Regions from separate parts of the Homo sapiens genome. Here all the other regions are linked to region 2. The links are chromatin loops, found by intact Hi-C in ENCODE. Cell type or tissue: gastrocnemius medialis. All regions are shown on one strand.

The links. Peaks named below come from ENCODE experiments on the same cell type or tissue, not always from the same donor. Only the 100,000 strongest peaks of a DNase experiment are listed, where the experiment ranks them.
Region 1: a loop joins it to region 2, with 4 times the contacts of the local background. A loop is called at or near these places in 70 of 110 quality-filtered maps.
Region 3: a loop joins it to region 2, with 2.8 times the contacts of the local background. A loop is called at or near these places in 4 of 110 quality-filtered maps.

What each region holds. Positions count from the first base shown.
Region 1 is chrX:109,923,796-109,931,795 of GRCh38, reverse strand. No RefSeq gene overlaps it. Among named protein-coding and RNA genes, the nearest start is that of TMEM164, 75 kb to the left of the region's middle. In gastrocnemius medialis, no CTCF peak of the experiment used is centred here; DNase peaks (open chromatin) are centred at 3,995 and 5,495; H3K27ac peaks cover 5,263 bases.
Region 2 is chrX:110,141,896-110,149,895 of GRCh38, reverse strand. TMEM164 (transmembrane protein 164) reads right to left here. Exons shown (of 7, transcript NM_032227.4): 5 at 5,020-5,098. Among named protein-coding and RNA genes, the nearest start is that of MIR3978, 64 kb to the right of the region's middle. In gastrocnemius medialis, CTCF peaks have their summits at 3,145 (motif pointing right) and 3,917; DNase peaks (open chromatin) are centred at 6,205 and 7,555; H3K27ac peaks cover 4,755 bases.
Region 3 is chrX:110,017,807-110,025,806 of GRCh38, reverse strand. All of the region lies in intron 2 of TMEM164 (transmembrane protein 164), which reads right to left. Among named protein-coding and RNA genes, the nearest start is that of TMEM164, 19 kb to the right of the region's middle. In gastrocnemius medialis, no CTCF peak of the experiment used is centred here; DNase peaks (open chromatin) are centred at 2,836, 4,236 and 4,476; H3K27ac peaks cover 8,000 bases.

The DNA of each region.
Region 1 (8,000 bases), 220 kb after region 2:
TTGGGTTTGTGTCCTTTCTATGTATCTCTTCATTCTGGAATAGCAGCCAACTGGGTCATGTTCTTCTCACAGAAGATGGCAGGTGCACAAAGGCCAGGTAAATAATACAAATACATTTACAATCTCTGCTAGTGCCATATCCACTGACATTCCATTGGACATAGCAAGTTACATGGTAATGTTCAGCATCAATGTGGTGGCAAAATATACTCTGCTTGCTCTCGCAGGAAGTACTGCAAAGTCGCATGACGAGGGTATGCATATAAAATTCTATAACAGGAAGGGAGTGAAAACTTGAGAACAATAATCCAATCTCCTATACCCCCTAACTGTTCTCCTTGCTTCTGTCCTTTTCCTCCTAGAGTCTATTCTCAACATAACTCCCCCCCTCGCCTCTTTCAGGTCTTTGCTTAGATGTCACTTTCTCAGAGAGGACTTCCCTGTCCACACTAGTTAAAATTGTAATCCCCTAACCACCCCAGTTCCTCTACCCTTCTTACTGTTTTATTTTTCTCCATAGCATTTACCACCTAATGTACTGTGTATTTTGCAGATTTTGTTTATTGTGTATTTCCTTTTTATAGAATGTAAGCTCCCTAAGGGCAGGTATTTTGGTCCAATTTGTTCACTGTTGTATCCCGATTGCCTAGAACAGTGCCTTACACATAGTAGCCCTTAATAAACATTGAAAAAAATGAATGAGTGAATGACCTATCAGTGGCTATAACAGGGAACTGACTTAGCTTAGGTGAGAAGAGGCGGGGCATGGCAGTGGAGTATGGCCATTATGCCAAAGGCCCTGCCATTTATGAGGAGGGGTAAAGAGGAGATAATGAAAGCATCTCTGGGGGAGGGGAAATAACCAAACACTCCTTTTTCATGCCCATTTGAGGTCTACAGGCAGTGAGGTGACATGATAACTCAGGACCAAATGTCTGTTGTGCCTCCTTCTCATGTCCTCCCATTCACATGCAGAGAAGCTGAATCAAGACTACCATTCAGGTTTCCTCAGGTCCTTCGGTCTACTCTCCTCCCTTGCCACCACACAGCTGCAGTCTTCAATGGCTGAAGGCAATGGGACCTGCCAAGCTGTCTGGGGTTCCCTGGTTGAGCCCCAGTGGGATACTGCTTTGGGATAGAATTTTGTTTTTGAGGACCCCCTGGTTACAGTCTCAGAAGAAAGAAGCAATTCCATGCATGTAGGGCCCAGCCAGTGTCAACCCTAGAATCATAGTCTTCTAAGTTATTGGGGTCTAGGAGACCTGGCTGAGATACTGGAGGGGGCATTGAAACACTTAGCAGGATCCAGACCTGGGAATGGATTTTAAAATTCACTGAGTATCTTTAAGTGGGGTCAGTGGTTGCAGGGTGTTGGTCAATGTAGTTGCAATTTTCAACATTAAAAAAATCAACGTGTGTGTGTATCTATATACACTTCATATGTATGTGTACATCTATATACACACACACATACATATGAAGTAATATATTAACTTATAATATAATATAATATAAATGGTATGTATGTTCTATATATAAATAGTGTGATAGTCTCCAAAGATGGCCACCATTAATAACTTGTTTCAGTATATATGTGTGCATGTCACTCCATTCATCAAGGAGTGAAATCTATTTTTCTCCTCTTGCATTTGATCTGGTCTCATGTCTTACTGTGCCGAGTGGAATATGGCTGAAGTAATGCTGTGCCAGTTCCAGGCCCAGATTTTAAAAGGCCTGGAGGCTTCCTCTTTCTCTCAGAGATAGCCAGCTACCAGAGAAGAAGTCTGACTACTCTGAGGCCACCATGATGTGAGGAAGCCCAAACCAGCCATTACAAAAAGGCCATGTGGAAGACAATCTAGGAACTCAGTAGACAGTGAGAACTGAGGTTTCAGACAGAGACCCCCAGTCAAGCCATCTTGATCATGCCCCAACTGTCTGAGCCATCCCAGCTGAGGCTCCGGACATCACAGACAAACCATTCAGACTGTGATGAGATTTCTGACTCACAGAATCATGAACAAATAAAATGGTTGCAGCTTTAACTTATTAAGTTTGGGGGTAGTTCTGTAACAATGGAAAAATGAAACAACAGAATGTGTGTAGTGAGAAATAGTTTAGAATAGTATCAAGGCTGTGAACCCTGGATGAATGTTACCTGGGTACCAGTTGCATGATCTTAGGCAAGTCACTAGATCTCTCTGTATTTCGTTTTCATTGCCTTTAAAACAGGGTTAATATTATCTCGAATCAGAGTGGTGATGATTAAGCAAGTTCATGCATATAAAGCCCTGTGAACTCTGCCTGGTATATAATAAGTGCTATGTGAGTGTTAGGTATCATTGTGATGATGATGATGATGTATAATTTGCATTTTGGGTCAATCACATTTTCATTTCATTCACATTTACTCTCTTCTATCCCTGGGACTCCCAAGGAACAAAAAGGAACCAAGTAGAAAAAATAAAATTATTGCCTCCCCAGATACCAACCCTAGCACCTTTGTGCATACTATGCACTCAGAAGTTTCAGATTTAATTAAACACCCCAAATCACTTCTGGCTGACATAGGAAAGAACTAGAGGATTGCCCCACCTCCACCCAATTTTCCTCTGTATTTCCATTTTGCGTAGGCAAATGTTCAAGTGTGCATTCTTCAAGCACATATCCACAGGGTGTCGTGGGAGCAGGGAAAAAAGACAGCTCAGAAACTCACTGGAAGGCAGGGGAGGCCAGCTTAGAGAAAAGCATTACCCACAGATAATCCGCAAAGTGGATAAGTCACGGGAGGAATCAAGGGCTGACTTTAGTAAATTATTACCTTCCAAATACTCCTAGCGGCCTGAAAAGTTCATGCAGTCTCTCCAAGTTCCTACCTCTGCTGGAGAGGAATAGTGTAGGCCCTGGGAGGATTGGCTTCAATATAAAATAAAGTAGATAATAAGTATTTCCACCCTTCTTGTCACTCTCATGGCAACGCAAGCTGCCAAGGCTGAGGGGAGGTGGGTGTTGAGTCTTCATCTGACTAATCTGTAAATCAGCATGATGCAGCCTGTGTCTAGGTAGTAGGAGGCAACTTGGAGGAAAGAGCTAGGCCCCTGAACAATGGTGTGCAAATGGAGGTTGGGAAGCTCTTGGAGAGGCACAGGGGACACAGCCTGTGCTGGAAGTCAGTAAGAGGGGGAAGAGTCAGAGTAAAATATGAAGGTAGACAAAGTCCTTCCCCTGCCTTTCATGATCCCTCCTATCACCTGCCTCTACTTCCCTCATTTTCTTTTATTTTTATTTCTATTTTATTTTTGAGACAGGGTCTCACTGTGTCTCCCAGATAGAGTGCAGTGGTGTGATCATGGCTCACTGTAGCCTCAACCTCCCCCAGCTTAGGTGATCCTTTAACCTCAGCCTTCTAAGTAGCTAGGACTAAAGGTGTGTGCCACCATGCCCAGCTAATTTTTTGTATTTTTTGTAGAGATGGGGGTTTCACCATACTGCCCAGGCTGGCCTTGAACTCCTGAGCTCAAGCAATCCTCCCATCTTGGCCTCCCAGAGTGCTAGGATTACAGAAAAGTGAGCTACTGTGCCCAGTAAACTTCCCTCATTTTCTCCTCTGCCTCCCCTCTTGCCATGTGGGATGTCCTGTGAGCAGTGGAAGCAAAGGAACCAGGAGAGTCCTGGAATCCATCTGGTGTCTGGAGAAGCAGGGCTGGGAACAGTGGATAAGCTAGTTTTGGCGGTTCCCTGGTGTTGGGAGAGTCTTGCTTGCCTGAGGTTTACATGGAACACTTAGGGCCCCAGGCTGCTGGGGAGGGGTTGTAGCTAATAAATGCTAGGTTTCTGGGGTGGGAATGGTGAAGCACCAGTGTAGAGTGTGCTGGAAATGGAAAAAATTAAAATAAAAAAGCCCTCTCCCTGGGGAGCTACCAATTGCAGTGTTGCTTTGCTCTCTGTGCATTCCAACAGGGCCACTGTCTGCCCGGCACATGATGTTGCGAGGAGCAAAAATAGCCTCTGGTAACTGCAGGAGGATCTGTTTATAGAGTTCCGGCCTTCACACCACCTGTGAGTTATACCCAACCAAGCAATCCTTTCTAAAGAACAAATTCATTCTTTCTCTGAAGGGCCCACTGGCCACAAAAGGCTGATGCTCTTCTGTACTTCTCTCTCCTTTGGAGCAATGCCTTCTATCCCTCACCTATCCACAGGACCCCAGTGCTGGCCACCAGGCCTTGCCCTTCCTGGGTGTGCTGTCAGGCTCTGAGCCCTTCTCTGTGGCTTCCCCTCAGCAAACTTACTTGTCCTGTGTCCTTACTTGTTCTCTGCCTCTCTCCTTTGCTGGAGACTAGAGAAGTAACCTGAGCCAGTGTCAGCAGTCCCAATGCTTTTTGAGATGCTGCTAAAGTAGACCCTTTCCCCTCATGTTCCCAGGAACTAGCATCACAGGATAATGGTTTGCCTCTCCAAAGTAATATGTTTTCACTTTGAGAAGGGGAAGACTAAGCTCTTTAACCCAAGAAGTGACTGATAGTGTGAATTTCAGGCAGGCAGGTTACCAGGCCAGGGAGCTATTTTTGAGGCATGCGGGCTTTCTGTTGGCAACTTTTCCTACCGATCTGTGCTGGCAGCTACGAGCTCTGCCTATGCCTAAGACCAGCTTTGTCCCCTTAGAGTAGGGATGAGAGGCTCAAACACAGACATAGTGATTACAGGAGCCAGGTAGGCAACTGAAATCAGTCTAGTGGGTGTGGTGGGCTTCTCTCTGTGGCAAACTACAGAGCATATGCCCATCCAAATTATGAAATAGCTGCACAAAGGGAGATAACAAACTGCAACTGACAGCCTGCCTTACTGCTGGGCAGATAAGAGTAGATGGTGCGGCAGAGGTGAATCAGGGAGTGAATGCACATTCTGTTCGAACAGGGCAGCCACTACTCAGCTCCAGCCCAATGTTGCTGTGTGTCAGTCTGCATGCCTAGAGCCTCCAAGTTTTCAAGAGAAATCAAAAGAACTGATGCAGAATCTCCTTTGCTTTTTTATGCTGTCAATTAACTGAAAAATAATGTCCAAATATTAAGCATTCCAAGCAAAACGCATCTCCGAAATGCATTCAGCAGGCCACCTCTGTAGAAGGCATCAGAACATACATCCCCAGGCATTGAATCAGCCCAGAATATTTAAGCTTGGGCAACCTTTGGCCTGGCACTGGTTATGTTCATGAGCAGAAAAGAGAGAGAGGAGGGAAATTTACAACCAGAGACCATGTCTGTATCTGTTTTTGAAAATCTCACGAAATATATCTGGGTAAGGGTACTGAGTGGAAGACCCCTGAGATTTAGCCAGTAACTAAATCTAGTCACTGTTCAATTATCTGCGGAAGGATTGCCTACTTTACAGATTAGCCATGGAGATTTTGAAGCCTGAGCCCTTTTCTTCTGACACTCAAGTTATCCCTGAATGCTGCCAGTCATTTACGCACACTGGAATGGGCACAGAGAGTACCGACTGATGGGACTCACGGCCAAAGCACACAACAGTTAGGAAAGCCAATCTACAGTGAAGATAATTCCAGAATCTATCCCAGATTCCATGCTTTCATGATCTCTGGCATAACAAATAAAAAGGAATCCACTGCTGGCAATTAATTAATGGAAGTTGGAAATAATTTGCTTAGGAGTATCTATGCAAATTTTGTGTCTAAAGTCTTCTTGAGTGATCCATAAACACAAACAATATCCATGGGACAAAAATTCTTTCCTTTTTCCAATTTACTTCATTTCTTTTTTTATTCCTTTCATCTTCAAACAACTATTTATTGAATGCCTTCTGTCCACCAGGCACCATGCTGGTCACTGAGCATAGAGAGGTGAATAAGACAGCCACTTCCCCTGTCTTCTGGAACAAGTGCAGGTTTGGCCAGATGCAGAGAAGGGAATTCATGAAATACAGCCTGTGACACATGTCTGGGCCTACAGAAGTTTCTCAATCCATACCTGTGGAGATGTCACCATATTCATGCCATAGCACAGTATGATGCTATGTAAGAAAAAGTACATGGGCCTTGGAATCAAATATGCTTCCACTTGAATCCTGGTTTGCCATTGCTGCATGTGTGATCTTGGGCAAATTATCTATTGTATTTAGGCTTCAGTTTCCTCATCTGTTTAAAATGGGGATTGTAGAAGTACCTACTTTATAGGAGTATGTGCTTGGCAGAGGGATTGGCACATAGTCCTTGGAAAACAGAAGTTTCCTTTCTGTTATCCCTCATAACCTGAAAGTGATACTACTTGCCCTCCATTCAGAATAATGCGCTTCTGGGATATATTTTAGTGGTGAAAATGGGTAATGCTAATCCCCTCATTATTCTTAATTCCTCTTTGCAGTTTTTGTTTTTTATGCTGGCCCTGGTTGCATTTAGCAAAAGTTCAAGACTGCCCAAGAGTTCAGATGAAATTGGTAATCCAGACTCCTAAGCGGCCCACCACCTGCTGCAGTGGCACATGCTCATGCCTAATGCCCAATTCTCCCATGTCAAGATGTACAGTAAGTCCTCACTAACAGCCTCGATAGGTTCTTGGAAACTTTATGTGAAACAATGTATAATGAAACCAACTTAAGTTTCTATAGCATATTTGTGGTCACAAAACATTGCCAAACTTCTAAATAAAGACCAAAACACTTCTAGTGGTAAACCCTGAAATAAATGTGAGCTATATACACATTTAAGAAAGATTAATAAAAACAAGGTAATTATTTTTTTTTAAAAAAAGAATCCTGTTCAGTGGTGCGCTAGAGCCAACTTGTACCAGCTCACAAGAGCCCACTGGGCACATCTCTTCCCAACTCTGTTCATAAACATTCTGTTGATAGCTTGAAATTGGCCATGATGGGAATATTGGCAAACATTACAAATCAAGGCTTCCCCCACCTTACCAACCTAAAAGAGCTGGTTGATAAACATCTACCAGCATGCCACTGCCTGGGAGTAGACAGATCTCACTAGGTGATCTGGTCTATTCCCTGCTTCAGGGCTGGGACTGGGGTGAGCAAGGAGGTGCCTCGGCTGCAAATTTTAAGGAGGCATTTACTCTGAGACCATGCAAATGTAGGCTCAGCACACTACCCTGAGAGCTTGCCCTATCCTAGTCCCTGCACTGCCCTGCCCTGTTTCCATATGATTATGCATTCAATTCAATCAATTTTATTGATAATCTACTATTTACCAGGTCTTTCTCCAGAAACAAACAAAATCCCTGGCTTTTGGAAGCTTACATTTTAATTGGAAAGGCAGGAATAAACATGATAAATAATTAAACTTGTAGTATCTTAGATAGGGTCAAGGGCCAAGGCAAAATATAAAGCAGGGAAGGAGATATAGGAAATGTTTTGAGGTACTGGGGTTGGAGAAAGCCTCACCGAAAAGTTATCTTTGAGTAAAGGCTTAAGGGGGTTAAGCAAATTAACGCTAATGGGGGCCAGGCATAGTGGCTCATGCCTGTAATCCCAGCATTTGGGAGGCCGAAGGGGGCGGATCACTTGAGGTCAGGAGTTTGAGACCAGCCTGGTCAACATGGCGAAACCCAATCTCTACTAAAAATACAAAAATTAGCTGGGCGTGGTGGTACATACCTGTAATCCCAGCTACTCGGGAGGCTGAGGCAGGAGAATCTCTTGAACCCGGGAGGCAGAGGTTGCAGGGAGCCGAGATCACATCACTGCACTCCAGCGTGGGTGACAGAGTGAGACATTCCATCTCAAAAAAAAAAGCAAAAGACAAAAAACAAATTAACAGTAATGGTCACTAATGGTTTTCTTCCATAGTTTAAGTGCTCTCTAGGAAAAGAGAGTTCACCAGCTTCCATCATAGGCTTATGCATTGATCTATGTATGCATTCATCTAGTACCTATTGATTGAATGCCTGATGCCAGACATTGTATTTGCTGAAGATAAAATAATTCTAATACTTACTGTGTCATCACCATGCACTAGGTACTGTCCCAAG
Region 2 (8,000 bases):
GGAGGCAGGGATGATTCCCAGTTTTTAGCTGGGGTGATTGGATGCTGCTACTTGGCACGAACCACAAGAAGAGCAGGAGGGCTGACAGGGAAGATAATGAGTTTGACACAGACAGGTTGGGTTTGACATATGCTTGAGACATTTAGGTAGAGAAGTTGAGTAAACTATATGAATGTGACTCTCGTAAGTCTGAGCTGTAGACAGTGATGTAGCAGCCATAACTAGACAGACTAGTAGTTAAACCGTGAAAGCAGGCAAAACCATACCAGACAATTAGAATGAGATGTGAGCCTAGAACAGAACTCAACATCTCAGAGGAGTGAGAAAAAATAACCTGTGAAGGAGACTTGAGAAGACATGATTGGTGAGGTAGGAAAGCCAGGAAAGGGAGGAACTTTGGAAGCCCCGAAGCAGAGCAATCCAAAACGGAGTGATCAATACCATCCAATGCAACAGCATTCCGTAGGATAAAGACTGAGAGATGGTCATTAGATTTGGTCAGACAGACGTTGCTGGTGATCTTTAGAAGCACCATTTCTGTGAAAAGTCTGGTAGAGGGTTAGATATCAGAGTAAATGGTCTGAGGAATAAAGGGTAATTGAGAAGAAAACTCAAGGGCAGACCCCAGTGTCTCCCAAAGTTATGCACCATGTATGAGGTGATTTCAGGTGGCAAACAGATAAACATTTCATTTTTAATAGTTTTGTATATAAACTGTGTTAAAATAGATAACCAGTAAATCAAAGCCACAATCTCATGGATATTATGGGGCTTCTCTTGAAAGCGTATATATTTTAGTTAAAAAAAAAAAACTCAATAGATTTAAGGACATGTATTACATACATAATAACACACATGGTTACGTGGATAAGACAAAAATTGTCTTGCCCAAAGAACTAAATTTTAGAAAATGTTGTTTAGATTATTCTTTTAGGATGCTTAGGTGTGAAGGGAAGAGGGAAGACAGAGTTGTATGGGATTGCGAGAAAGTTTCTTAGAATGGGAAAGATTTGAACATCTGTATTGGCTGAAAAGCCAGCAGTGAAGAGAGGGTTGAAAATTCAGCTAATGGCCAGGTACAGTGGCTCATGCCTGTAATCCCAACACTTTGGGAGGCTGAAGTGGGAAGATCACTTGAGCCCAAGAGTTCAAGACCAGCCTGAGCAACATGGCAAAACCCTGTCTCTACACAATACAAAAAAAAAAAAAAAAAAAAAAAATGAGCCGGGTGTGGTAGTATGTGCCTGTAGTCCCAGCTACTTAGGAGGCTGAGGTGGGAGGACCATGTAAGCCAGGAGGTTGAGGCTGCAATGAGTCGTGATTGCACCACTGTACTCCAGCCTGGGTGATACAGTGAGACCCTGTCTAAAAAAAGAAAAAAAAAGAAAGAAAAAGAATATCCAGGTACATAAGTGATTAATTGATAGAATGAGGCTCCAGAGGTGGTAGCAGGGGTGGGAGCTAATCGCACAGGGATATTATTGGCCAGAACAGAATGAACACCATTTCTTCCAGGATGAGAAGGAGGAAGATAGGGATGGATGTGGGTAAAGAAGCTTGTAGAGGTAGAGAGAAGTGTTGAGGAAATTTCCATCCCAAAACCTCAATTTTCTCAGTCATTTGTGGGGAGAGGGGGGATCTATTGAGGGTGGAGAGAACAGAAGGTTTGAACAGAGTAGACAGGAAATTTGAGGAGGGTGGTAAAGATTTAGCACAGGACTTGTGAGGGCAATGTGTGGAGGAGCTGGCCATAGACAGAAAATAAATTGAGCAATGGTGTTGAGAGCACAATTATAATAGACATCATGAAATTTTCATGGCCCTAATCAGAATGGCTTGAAAGAGCTCCTCCAGTAGGCCAAGACTGGGCACACTGAAAAGGCATGGGACACTGATCCCAGTTGGAAGGGACAAGGGAGGTGAGACACTTTCAGGAGCTAGTGAAAGTTTCAATGATAGGTCATGGAGATACAAGCTGAATAGGAAGAAGAGGAAAGGAGTGGAGATTTGGGTCAAAGAAAGAACATAACAGGAGTTACGTTCTCACATAGAGGAGCTTTACGGGAAAACAAGGTCCTGGTGGCTGAAAAGAAGGGAATGCTGAGGTCACTGCAATTAAGAAGCCCAAACCTTGAGAAGCTGGGGTGGATGGGTGGTCCTTACAAGAAGTCTCTCAGGATGTTGGCTCAAATTATAATGGAAATATTGAGAGCTACAGGCCAGTGACTTCTAGGAATATAGGGGAAGGGACCAAGAGGTCAAGTGATGGTGGTGATGAAAAAAAAAGAGAGAGAATAGTAAAAGAGAAAGCCTTTTTCCCCTAACGTACAGATGAGATAGTGCTCTAGAAGAGACAGAGGGGGCTCTGCAGCATATGGGGCAGGGCAGAAAGAGCAGCCTCCATTAGAGGAAGCTGTAGGCAAGAGACAGGAAGGCTCTGTGCCCCATGCAGAGCTGCCGGTGGGGTTGGGAGTGGTTTGTAAGAAATATAGTTTGTTAATTAGCTTGATTCAATCATTCTGCATTGTATACATATAGCGTAGCATCACCTTGTACCCTACACATATATAAAAGCATAATTTGTCAGTATCTAATAAAAATTAAATTTAAAAATACTGTAACACAGAAAAAAAAGAAATAGAGTTCCAGAGGGCCACAGGCAACAAGTTTGAAGGAAAGGAAACAGGGAAATGAAGGGACAGGCCAGAGGAAGAAAAGAGCAGTGTGGATGAGAGAGGTCCCATGTACTGTGACAGTGCATAAGGTCTGCAACAATAAGGGATGAGTGGGTTTCCCACAAGGCGCCACCTACCCACCCACCCCAAACCATAGGAAGAGGCACTATATGCTCAAGCAGGACCTTGCCTTTCAGGAAAACAGGGTTCCTGGGCATGGGAGATACCTATAGGAGAGCTGTCTTGTACTGGGTAAAAATTGCTAAGCCATTTATTTCTACAAAATTACAAGCGACTTCTAGGGAACAGAAGCCCCAGACTCTCGGCTTTCTTGGTTTACAGAAAACTAATCTTCTGACAGCTTGCTTCAGATCCATTCTCCCTCTGCAAGGCCTAGGTCCAAGGCTTGGGATCAAAGGTGAAGAAATCCAGATGTTTCTCTCAATGCTCATAATTCCCCCCAAGTGAACAGCAGATGGCAGTAAAGAGCTGGAAAGGGAGATGGGAGATGAGCCCTCAAAATAGCTCAAAGTTGGCCAGATAGAAGGTACTGGGGCCCATCAACTTCTGCGGGGTGGTAGATGCTCTCATTGAGGTCCTGGAGTAAAAAGTCAGTTTGGTGAGATCACTCCACTGGTGCTGCAAGCTAAACCCTCACTGCACCAGGGTATCTATTGGTTATTAGCAATAACAGAGCATACTGTCTCTCATTACAGCCCTACTATCTCTCACCTCGCCACTTAGGGAACTGGGCTATCGGGAGGATCTGCTCTAAGGAGATACAATTATCTTAGAGTTAGCCAAGTCTTGAGGATGTGGCTTCCTGGATTATTCTTTTGGAGGGAGGAAAGATGGCTACTTGGTATTTTCCATGTCAGACCAGTCTAACCCAGCTACCTGACAGATTTTTATGGTGACCTTAGAGTACAAATATGTTTAAATAACAGCCATGCAGATTTGGCTAGGACTTCCATCACACACCTCAGAAGCCAGGAACGATGAGTAGCAGGGTTCTGAGGCCCAGGAACACCTATCTGCCTGGTTCTATTCAGAATGTGTGTATTTCTGAGACTTAATATTAAGAGGCTGTTTCCTGTGCCACAGGGGACAGACCTGAGAAATGGCACAAGTCTCCTGGATATTGGAACTTCAGACTTTCCTTAAAGCCTCGTGAGGAAAATAGTGCTTTTACAGCAAATTAAAAGGAAGTGTTTTGGGACATCGTGAGACCCCAAGTGGCCGCACAGGGTAAAAGCAGTCTCAAAGAATATTTAGGCAAGTATGGAGAACTGATAGAAATCAAGGCATAGGAGGCAAATCTCTGGACTATAAGTAGACTCCATCCTGTAATATGTTCCTGGGTTGACCAGTCCTTGGGGCTATCTCACACCAGATCTTAAGATCTGCCGGAATGCCTGATTTAGAGCATCCACGCATAAGCCAAGAAGCAGCAGTGCCCAGCAGAACTCCCAGACTATCTTCCAGTGAGCTCAAGGGCCCATGTGGCCTCATGCCACTTTCAGTATGGTAGAAATGAAACCCTTGCTGCCTGGAGTGAGGTAGGAGCAGAAAAGTCTCAGCAACTGAGATAGAGAGGCTGGGGCTAAAACTAAAAGAGGATGACTTCCAGTCACAGGGCCTTTCAGAAAGTAAAGAACACTGAGAAGGAGTGGCTCTCACAACAAGCCTAGATGGATAGGCACCCCTTTCCTTTTGTCTGTTACACAATAGAGGGAAGGGATAATCTAAGGGTCACTGAGAGGTTACAAATAGATCAGCTTCCTTTCCAGGCTGCCTCTACCAGGTTGGTGGTCTCTCCCTCTTCACCAAATGAAGGTTTTCAGTGGTTTATTTTACATGGGTGACCACCACTCTTTCACCTGCCTCTCCCCTCAATCCCATAATTGCCCTGGTCCCCGGACTTCTTGCCCCTTACAATATCTTCTTTTGTTCTTGAGGGGACCGAGTGCTTTACTCTCTCCTTCTATCCCACACTGCACATTGAGGCAGGGGGAAGGCACAAGTACAAGAAGGTGACAGTGTGGGGGGCTCCATGCAAACACAATGCCACCATCAAGAACCCAAAGCCCAGGCCCTGTGACAGACAGTCAGCAGCACCATAGTCACCCAGTGAAGGGTGGGTCTAAAAAGTCCCCAGACCCCTTGCAGGCCTCGTCCATTCCCATCTCCCCACTTCCTGGTGCCCGGCATAAATTATGTTGAAGAAACTCAGTCAAGCGGCAGCTGAAGATCCTGGGAAGCACCCAAGAGGCTGTGACTCCCAAAAACAGAAGGGAGAGGTTAGGTGTGGGGGTTACATAGGAATGTGGTTTGCTGGCCTTACCTCCTTTCCAAAGCAGGTAGATGGGTACCACGTAGAGCATAACATGCTGAATGTAGTAAATCTCCAATTCAAAGGGGAGCTGTGAGGATAGGAGGGAGAGAAGTGTTTTAGAGCAGGAAGCATTCATTTCAACAGAGTCCAAAGTTGACCTCCCCTGCTGTTCAGGACCCATATTTCAGCAATCCCATGCATTTCACCAATTCACTTCTCTTTACAATTGCAGGAAAAAAAAAAGAACAAAATGAATATTCTTCTGATCTAGATCAGGATCTTCCTAGATGTCTTTTGTAGAGAAGGTACTTGTAAATGCTCCACTAAGAAAGTTTGGTTAAAAATTTAGGAGATGTAGTATATAATATATCCCCTTGGTGGTTTCCCATGTGTATTATTGGAATATGAAGGACCTGAGTGGCCCCTACAGACAAAAAACATGCCATTGTTTATCCAGTGTTCCCCAAACTTATTTAGCAAGTGATTCTTTTTTTAGTAACAGTTTGTATTCTGCAAAATACTTTAAGAATCACAACCTTATGTCACTTCCTGCTCCTGGAGACTAGACGGTAGACTATTTACAAGTTTATTTCTCATTTGACATGAAGAATATATGGAGTAGAATTATCCCCATATTCCAGATGAGAAAAAAAAATGATTGCTAGGTCTCATAGGGTCTAGATCCAAGAATAAACTTTCCCCATTGGATATTTGGGTGTCAGCCCAGCATTAGCCCTACTTTTGAGTTTAGACCAAGCTTCTGGGCCAATTTTGGCACAGCTTACCAAAAAGAATGTCCTCACTTTCCCTACATCCAACACACCCACTCACTCGCTCCTGTTTCCCATCTCTCTCAAAATGGAATCTCTGTATTCTCAAAGCAGAGCATGTTTTGACCTGCCACAGCAGCCCTGCTGTAGAGCTTCGCAGCGGGCAGAGAATGGAAACAGTTGGGTGGCTAACTCAATTCTGGGGAAAAAAGAACTTTGGCAGCTGACAAGAGGCCTAGCCTCTTGGGCTTACAGAATCTCTAACATACACACACACGTGTACACACACACACACACACACACACACACACCCCAAAGTATGCCAGGACAGACAAAGGCACCCAGGGGAAAGGGTCAGCTGCCTCCCTGTTCCCCACAGGGCAAGCACATAACCAAGACTGTCTGCTAATGAGAGGAGGCAGTTACAGGCTCCCCAGCCACAGGAGCCCAGGTCTGTCTTATGCCAAGGGCTGAAACCAAGAAGATGGCAGAGCTCCCAGAATGGGAGCTGGGACAACTGTGGAGGCTGGACACAGACGTTGGCTCTGGCTCTTAAAAATAAAAATCCACACGGAAAATAATTTCCCAGGGACCCACATGCTGCTCAACTATTACTTTACACTCACCAAGGGAAATGTAAAAACTGAGAAAAGGAGGTAAGAGTCCAAGTATCACTGTAGACCCCAGCTGGAAAAGGTCATGAAATTGGACACTGGGCATTATCAGCACAAGGTAGCTATGGAGAGGCCTGAGAGATCTACACTGGACCCTCACAGTAATGTGGTCTGAGATCACTCTAGTATCTTAAATTTAGGTACTGCTTTATGCTTTTCAAATGATTTCACATCCACAATCTACTCAATGTCTCAAAATACCCAGGAAGCAGACAGGTAAAGTATTATCCTCAATTGACAGATGAGGAAACTGAGGTGCAAAAGGGTTATTAACTTCACTGAGGTCACCTGGAAAATAGGGAAGGAAGGAAAAAGTCCCAAGAAGGCTTAGCTCTCTGGCTGAAATCAGCACCTTCATGCACCTAAGGGACTTGACCTGTCCCTGAAATGGGCCTGGGAAGCCAGGCTGCTCTCCCCAACCAAGGAGCCGGGCCAAGGGCATGCAGCCACTAGTCCCAGGTGTGTCCTCAAGCAGTACTTCTCCCAACCTCTCAGACTCCAACTGCTGACCACCCACCTTGACTCACATTGCCCACCTGCCTCACCCTGCCTCCCAGCTCTCCTAGAAAGCAAAGTCTCCACCTGAATGTCCAGGGAGGCAGTTAAGCATTGCAGTTACAAGCTAGGACTTTGGAGTATGTCAAAGCTGTGTTCTAGATTTGACTCTGCTGCTCGGTAGCTCTGTGGCCTTGGCCAAGGCCCTTAACCTCTCCACCTCCGTTTTGGCATCGGTAAAATGAAAGTAAGTCTTCTAAGATTGTTGTATGATTTTTAAAATTTTTAAAATATAACAAAAACTCACATCGTACTTCTTTTATGCCATGAACTATGAAAATCACTTTGTAAACTGTTAATTTAAACAAATCCTCATAAGAACTGTATTGTTCCAATTATATCCATTTTAGAGATGGGACACTGAGGCACAGAAAAGTTAGATAACTTACTCAAGGATACATTCTCATTCGGTGACAGAGCCAGGATTCAAATCCAAGCAGTTTGGCTCTAGAATTTATAGTCTTAGCCAGCACACTCAGCTATCCTTTGCTCACTCGCTCCCTCCCACAGAAGGCCGACTGACAGGAGATGCCCCGTGGGGAGGAGCCACCCTTATGAATGGGAGTAGTCATAGTGGTATCAGCAACAGGACCAGGGGCAGGACATGCACATGTCCTCACTCGTCCCTCCACATGGTGATTTAGCCCAGTCCCTTCCTGTTCAAATGATCCTCATCTTCATAGCATGCTCTGCCTACTGTCTGGTGCCCCAGCCACACATCACACAGTAGCCAAACTTGCCCTGCAACATAGGCCTCCCAGCTCCTGAGCCTCTTGTCACTGGCCCTTTGCATCTCTGCAGCCACCATGGCTACACTACAGACTTCAGATGGAATGGCCAAGAGACTGTCCCCACCAGCAGTTTCCTTCCTCTGATGGCTGCCTCACCCCTACTCTAAGACTTCTCTACTTCAGGGGGCCACAAAGAGTACTGAACTAGGTGCATATGCCACTGCAACCAAAGCCAGGGGAGGGAAAGAGGAAATAGGTTA
Region 3 (8,000 bases), 120 kb after region 2:
GTAATGAGTGTGACACTGAGTATTTCAATTCTCCTTCTTACTGAGACCAGAGGCCAAAATTAGAATGGGAATGCAAACAATAATTATGTGAATAGAAAACTGAAAGGCAGCAAACCAGCAGGGTATCCAAGTTAGTGTTTAGGAGGTACCCATTTCGTGGCATGACTGAGCAACATTAAAAACAAAAACAAACAAACAAAACAAATACTGCCACACTGTGGCCTCATCTCACTCACTCTTTTTCTGAAAACCAGGATATTCATGGCAGGAACATGCAATTACATGAACTTACCCAGACCTAGGTGAGAATAAGGTAAAATCAGATTGAGGTGCAGAGTTGGCAGCTGAAGAACAAGATGTGTGTGCAGCTTGGGTTTTGATGCCATCTGGTTTTTAACTCCCTCTGTATAGCAATATTGTTGGGCTTTCTAACTCAGCTGCCCTGATACCTGAGCCCACAAGTGATGAGCATCCCAAGGGCTTTGACCTAGGACCAGTGAGCAGAATGCTTAACATTTGTGTAGCACTGACTGTATGCCAAGCAGCACTGCCATCAGAGCCCACCTGTTAGGGCTTCTCCTTCCTGTCCCAAGGTAAATAATTTTGTTCCTTCTAATAGCAGTACCTAGTCTATTCTGCCTTATAAGAACCTGGAGACATACGTGAGCCAGCAGGAGAGGAGGAAAGAGCCTGGCTTTGGGGACAAGCCCTCAGAGCCTTCCCTGATGCAAGCTGATATACAAACCATCCAAAATAAAGGCCACTGGGTTCAAGAACACATATGCCAACACACACACACACACACACACACACACCCAACAATAACAACAACATAAAAATTTTAAGATCAAGCCTACCATTCTAATAGTATTAGATTTTGTAGATTATTAACCTAGTGTTCCTGAATACAAGATCTTTTCACGACACACAGATAAATGAATGATACCATACACTAGACCTAGTTATGTATCTGCCTGCTCTTAAACCCTGCAAGGAGATAAAAGTTACATGTACAATCTGTTGTTTCAATTGCTTCTCTTCTAGAAACCATCATCTCCCAAGGCCCTCTTGTAAAACAGAACACAAATTTTACTAATTCTCACACAGAGCCATAAAACATGGCATCTCGTATTTAAGTGCCCTGTTACCCTTCAGCCTTTATTCAACGTTTACCAACAGTTTTAGAGACTACAAGCCCTGAAATTAAATAACAGCTCCTTTAAGAAAGCTAGAGGACAGGCACAGTGGCTCACAACAGTAATCCCAGGACTTTGGCAGGAGGATCACGTGAGGCTAGAAGTTCGAGACCAGCCTGGGCAACACAGTGAGACCCTGTCTCTACAAAAAATTTAAAAATCAGCCAGGTGCGATGGCATGTGCCTGTGGTCCTAGTTACTCGAGAGGCTGAGGTGGAAGAACTCTTGAGTCCAAGAGTTCGAGGTTACAGTTGAGCTGTAATTACACCACTGCATCTAGCCTGAGTGATAGAACAAGACCCTGTCTCCAACAAACAAAAGAACCAAACAACAAAAAAGGAAAGCTAGTACTTTCTGATGTTAGCAAGAAGCTCACTGAAAAGAAAAAAAAAATGTTTCATTATAAATTCACAAGGGAAAACAGAAACAGTGTGTAACTGGCTAACTAACCCATCCGTGATGAACTATGTATTCTCTCCACATTTGTGTTTCTAATGCATTGTGTCCTTCATCCAATTCTACAATTTTTCCATTCTACCAGGAAGTAGCAAATGAAGCCAGAAAAGGTCTTAGATACCATCTGGTCTGACCCTCTCATTTACAGAGGCAGAAACTGAATCTCAGAGAAGGGAAGGGACTTACTTGACAAATGCAGGTGACTGGCAAGCCTCTTGATACAGTCCACCCCACAGTGGAACAGAACTATAGGTAGGATGCTTCTCTTTCAACCAGTTCTTTAAATTGGCTTGCAGAAAATTGGCAAATGGTTCTTCGTCAATACAAAAATATAATTAGTAACTTATTTTCATGTTAGGCTCCATTAGCCTAACAGTAACGAGTCAGCCAGATCTACACATCCATACCAGCTTGGTCACTTTCTAGCTGTGTGACCTTGGGTATGTTACGTAACCTCCCTGACCCTTATTTTTCTTATCTATAAAATGGGAATGCAAATAATAGCATCTATTCCACAGGATGCCTGGCACTTGGTAAGCGTTCAATAGATGTTAGTGGTGACTAGAATTATACCCTAATACTAACTGTGTGGGGAGAGGGGTCTGGAAGGAAGAATACCTCTACCTTGAATTATACCTGAACCTTCTGAGAAAGCCCCAAACTTGGATCTAAATTTCTGGCTTGGGAAGTAGCAGGGGACAAGGCCAAAAGAACCAGCCTGATGCTAGTATCACTAGGAACTGGCCCCACTCCTCTAACTCTCAGGCCCACCCATAAGGACAGGCACCTCTTGTCTTTAAGGTGAGTTTCACAAAAAGGAAAAAAAAAAATGAGGAACTGAAGTAGAAAAGTCATAAACACACTGAGCTTGGGAAAGACCCTTAGGAGGAGTAGGAAAGTGCCCTAATTAGACTAGAATCAGTGGTTGTCTCAGTAAAGGGAAAATTAGCCATCTTTAGAACTCTTGGGCTTGAGCCAGAGGTAACCAGTGCTGGCCCTTCCCACTCAAGGTTTTAAGAAAGACTAAAATTTAACCTCCCCTCCCCCAAACCATAAGGAGGCCTGGAGGCATAAAGCATATCGTTAAAGTTTTAACACAGGCCATTAGGTTCACCTGTCCTTCAAGGGCGACAGAACAGAGTGTAATAGGACCTCAAAGGGTAAGGCCATATACACCAGCCCTGGCTCTGCCATTCCCAAGTGGTGTGACCTTCAGCAAGCAGCTTTCTGCTCTGGGCTTCTTTCTCTATCTGCAAAACGACGGGCTTGAACTTCAGGAACTTGAAAGCCTCTCTGATCTCTAGCATTTTCTGGTCATAAATTCTGTACATACTTGCCACCTGAAAATACAGTAGTCAGACTGTTAATGAGCCTTGATAATAAGTTCCCTGGGGGCAGAAACCACATCTAATACTTTTGTATCTCTCTAGTACGACTAGGCCTGGAGTAATTGCTTAATACATGTTATGTGATCTAGATTCACCACACACTATCTAACATATCATAAGCTTTTTGAATGCCAGGCAGTTCTCCTCAAACCTCTCTCCCACCAGACTTTTCAAATACGTCAGATTTTACCACCGCTGGGTTTTTTAATAAAAAGAAGCATTGCACAAAGAAACAAAGCTCCTTGTCACATCATGTGACAATGATCAAATACCTATATGCCAGGCACTCTGCTCAAAAGGGGCAGATATGGGTCCTAGTGCTGGCACCCATCCTACAAGCTGTATGATTCAGAGTAAGTCTGAAAACCTATCCCTGAAAAGGCCCAATAAAGGTAGTTACTATTATTGAGAATCTTACATCTTAGATCTCTCTTGACAAGTAAACAACTAACTAGCAGGCTATGGGACCAACACTTTACAAGCAGTCCACTCCCAAGGCTTTGGGAATAAAGAGGAGGAAATAACTATATTGAGATATCACTCAATACACACACACACACACACACATTTCTAGTGGTCAGTTTAGGCTCAGAACACATTTAATCCAGTCTTCTCAACTATTGATTCCTAACCCTGGCTACAGATTAGAATCACTTGAGGAGTTTTTTCTTAAATGCCTATGTCCAGGCCCCAAGTGTAATCAATTATCTAAGAACAGGGTGTGGGAGCAGGCATTGGTTTGTGTTTTATTATCTGCTGCCCTAGGTGACTGAGAGATGCAGCCAGGGTTGAGGACTCTGACCTCCACTGTTCTCCATCTCCACTTCTAGTCCCAAACTTTAGCAGGTCCAGATGACTTAAAGGCCTTCAAGGGCTCACAAAAATTCCATTTCAGTCACTCACCAGACTATTCTCTGAGCCAGTACAATAAGTCTGCTACTGCCAAAACATTTTTTGTAACCAAAACATAAACAAAAAGGAGCTTTCTTAACCTACCGTTAGAGAAGGCGATTAGCTAGTCCAGCCTAGTCCCCAACCATTACATGTATCAGAGGCTTAATTGGCCTGAGATCTCATGCTTTTCTGGAAGCTTCCCTACTACTAAAATTGGTATTCCATTTGTCCCTTCTCAACTACCCTGCTCCCCGCTTCACACTGATGTTTCCTCATAGCAATGAGTGTCCCCTTCCTTCTCCCTCTGCAGCTCAGCACTGAATCTGACTGTCTGACACACACACACACATACAAACACACACACACAGATTTGCTTTTTTAATTCCTTCTTAATCAGCCCCTGCCTGCCTCTTGGCCACTTAGCTACTCTTCTACTTATCCCCTCCCTTTCCACTGAACTTCCTGGCAATGGGGTAACTGCCTCATTCCAGCCATAATCTCTCCATGCCCCCTGCCTCACCCCCACCAGCCACACAGACAGCAAGGCACCTGTGGCACAGCCTCCAAAACACATGATGTTTTCTCAGTTGCCAAATGTTCTCTCGTGAGTTGGCTTCCTTTGTCCATTGAATCTTTTTTAGTAAAGCTATTCTCACAGGCTGCCAATCATCCTTTCTTTATTTAAATAAGTATTTCTCTTAATTACTAAAGGAATCTACACTTAAACCAAATTCAAATAATACAGAAATGTGGTCATTAAAAAATGAGAATTCCCCTCTTTCCCTAATCACTCAGGAGTAAGTGCTATTTAGTATACATTCTTCCAGATTTTTAAAATGTGCTCATAAACATGCACATATAAAGAGGCTGCTTGGGCTTTTTTTTTTTTTTTTTTTTTTTTTTTAGAAAAAGGGGTTTCTCTCATACATATGGTTCTGCAACATTTTTGTATTTTAGCAATACATTGTGAACAACTTTGAAAGTGAATTCAGACATCAGCCTCCTTTTAAAAAGCTATACTATTCACTGGCCAGATTTACCATTCTGCTATTAATGGGTTGTTTCCCAATGTTCTGTATCCACCAACACTGATGCCATAAATATTCTGGCATGCAACTCTTCACACATTAACATTTGTAGAGTAAATATTTTAAAGTGGGTGGGGTGGCTGGCCACAGGGACCAGCCTGTAAACACCAAATCTAATTACCTTCTCTCAGGTCCTCCTTGGCCTCACCCTCTACATTTCATGACATAGAGGACCAGCTCCTGCCTTCTGAAACTCCTTCCTCTCCTGGATCTCATTCCACTTCCTGGATGGCTGCTCCGTCAGAGTCTTCTTTCTGCTCCCAAAGGAGACATTCCCCAGAATACTTTTCTTCTTTCTCTTCTCTAGCTTGCATGATGCTCTCCTCTTCTCCTCCTTTATCTTCTCGAAGGCAATACCTCCTAAATCAACATTTCTAGCCTTCACCACATCTTAATAGCCTGCTGGACAATCCATCCTCAACATCTCAAACATCTGAAAATCAACAAATCCCAAAATGAACTAATGACCTTTTCCTCTAAGCCACAGTTTCCTCATCTGGAAAACAAAGGGATTGGACTAGACTTAATTTTTAAAAAATTAGGAATCTAGAATGTACCAGAAGCTGTGCGGGGGATACAAAAATTAATAAAAACATAGACCTTACATTTGGGAACATACAATCTAAGGAGTAGGGAAGATACACAAACAATTACATAATACAAGGCAGAATAACATGCTAAAATAGACAAGAGAGGCTAAATCCGGCTTAGAGGCTTGAAGACAGCTTCACAAGAGGGAGTGTTTGGGCTGAGCCTTGAATGATAACTAGCATTTCAACAGGAAGAGAAAAGAAAGAATATTTCTGTCTAACAGTGCAGCATAAACAAAGTATAAACTCAGAGAAGAATGGAAGTGCATGGTGCTGGTGGCTGGATCAGAGAACACATGGAAGAATATACTAAATAACAAGGCTGAAAAAAAAGGTTGGGACCAAAATCACAGAAGATACCGAATCCTATCATAAGGAGATTAAGATTTCTCTACAGGCTTTATCTATGTGCCATCCCTAGTCTATATATTAATACCAGCTCTGACTGATTGATAAGTGGCTACCTAGAATGCTATGCTAAACAGATTTTAAATCTACTTGGACTCTCCCTGGGAAAGCGTGCCTATGATTGATTAGCACAGTCGGCCAGGGACAATATAAAGTGTATGCATCTATGTGTTTACCATCCCTGATGAAGGCATTAAGGAGTTATCAAAGGTTTTGGAGGAAGGGAATGGCATGATCCAACATGTATTTTACTTGTATCATTCTGGCAGTAGTGTAAAGGGTCGAGTAGTAGATAGAGTAAAGGATAGAGTAGTGTAAAGGATAGAGGAGAGAAGATCAATCACAAGGCTGCTCTAACAAGACAGGTGATGATGATGACAGTGATAAACAACAACATGAACCAGGGCAGGGGAATCAAAGAAGAAAAGGAAGAGAAATGGAAGAGATCATGAAAGGCAGAATCAAGATGACTGAGACTATGATGATGAAAAGGAGGAAGAGGGTGGAATTGAGATGTATCAAGGTTTCTAGGGATTTAACCTGGGTCACTGGATGGATTGTGATGCTGTTAAATAAGATAAGAGTACTGAAGGAACAGTATCATGGCAGATGATACTGTTTCATTCCAAATCCCCCAACCACTTTACTTAGGATGCATGGCTTTCAAGCCCTCTTGAGTACACTGGGAAGAAAAAAGCAGGATCTACATTGCTTGATGGCCCCAGCATTTATATAACCCTACATACAAACCTACCTTTCTCCCTTTTGCCAGGCTACCAAGGAAATAACATCAATATCTGATTCTAGAAACAGGTGGCCTAGGGAATGTTTAAATGTTCCTGCTCTCAAGACATGATGATTGTTCTCATTTTGATAGCACTTTCTTATATTCACAGCACATTCATATATTCACAGCACATTCACATACCTTATTTGACTTGATTCTCATATTTACCCTATAAGGTAAGAAGGGCAAAGATCATCTCTGTCTTACAGATGATAACAGCCATACTCATATTTATTAAACACTTGCCATGCACCACTATTCTAAACACTTCACATGTAGTCATGCATTTAATTCTTACAAGAACCCCATAAAGTAGATACTACTATTAATCCCCATTTTGCAGATAAGAAAACAGACCCAGAGGCTTTAGGTATACTGGTCTAGCAATAAACAAGAAAAATAATGAACTTGGAAGACCTCAAACAAAATAAAACAAAACAAATCAAAAACCATGCCTAGATATGTCAATTAACTTTCCCAGAGTTGCACAGCTAGAAAGCAGCAGAACTGGGATTTGAACCTGACTAGTCTGGCTCCAGAGCCTGCACTTTTAACTACCACACTCTATTTCTTATTATATAAGAAGACTGAGGCACAGAGAGGCTACCTGAATGGCCAAAATTACTCAGTTTTGTCAACCAGCTAGTGATGAACCTACAACCAGGACCCAGGTCTGGCTAACCCTTAATCCAGTGCTGTTTCTACTACTCAACCAAGATGAACTAACCTCTACTACTGGGCTGACAGATTATTCTGACGTTTTTCTTCTTTGGCCTTTGTCACCTCTGCTAGACTAAGGTTCTAATTTTGATCCCTTGCCCTGGAGCCCCATACAACTGTTTACTAGGATTAGATGCAGGCCTCTATTTGGAGGCAGGAAATGATGGCCTCAGTTATATCCGCAGCTGAGTGGGTCCCATTTCCAAACAACCAACATCTGCAAGCAACCCATACTGGCTCTACATGCAGGCTCAGTGAGCACACACATCCCTGTGAACTGTCTGTCCAGGGCAAACAGCAAGTAATGGTGACACCAGGGCCAGACTCCTCTGTGGAAGACAGGAAGCAAGGGCAGGAAAGTAAATTGAAAAAAACAGTTGCTATACCAGCCAGGTAAAGAGGTGGCCTGCAGGCCGGGCGCAGTGGCTCACGCCTGTAATCCCAGCACTTTGGGAGGTGGAGGCAGACAGATC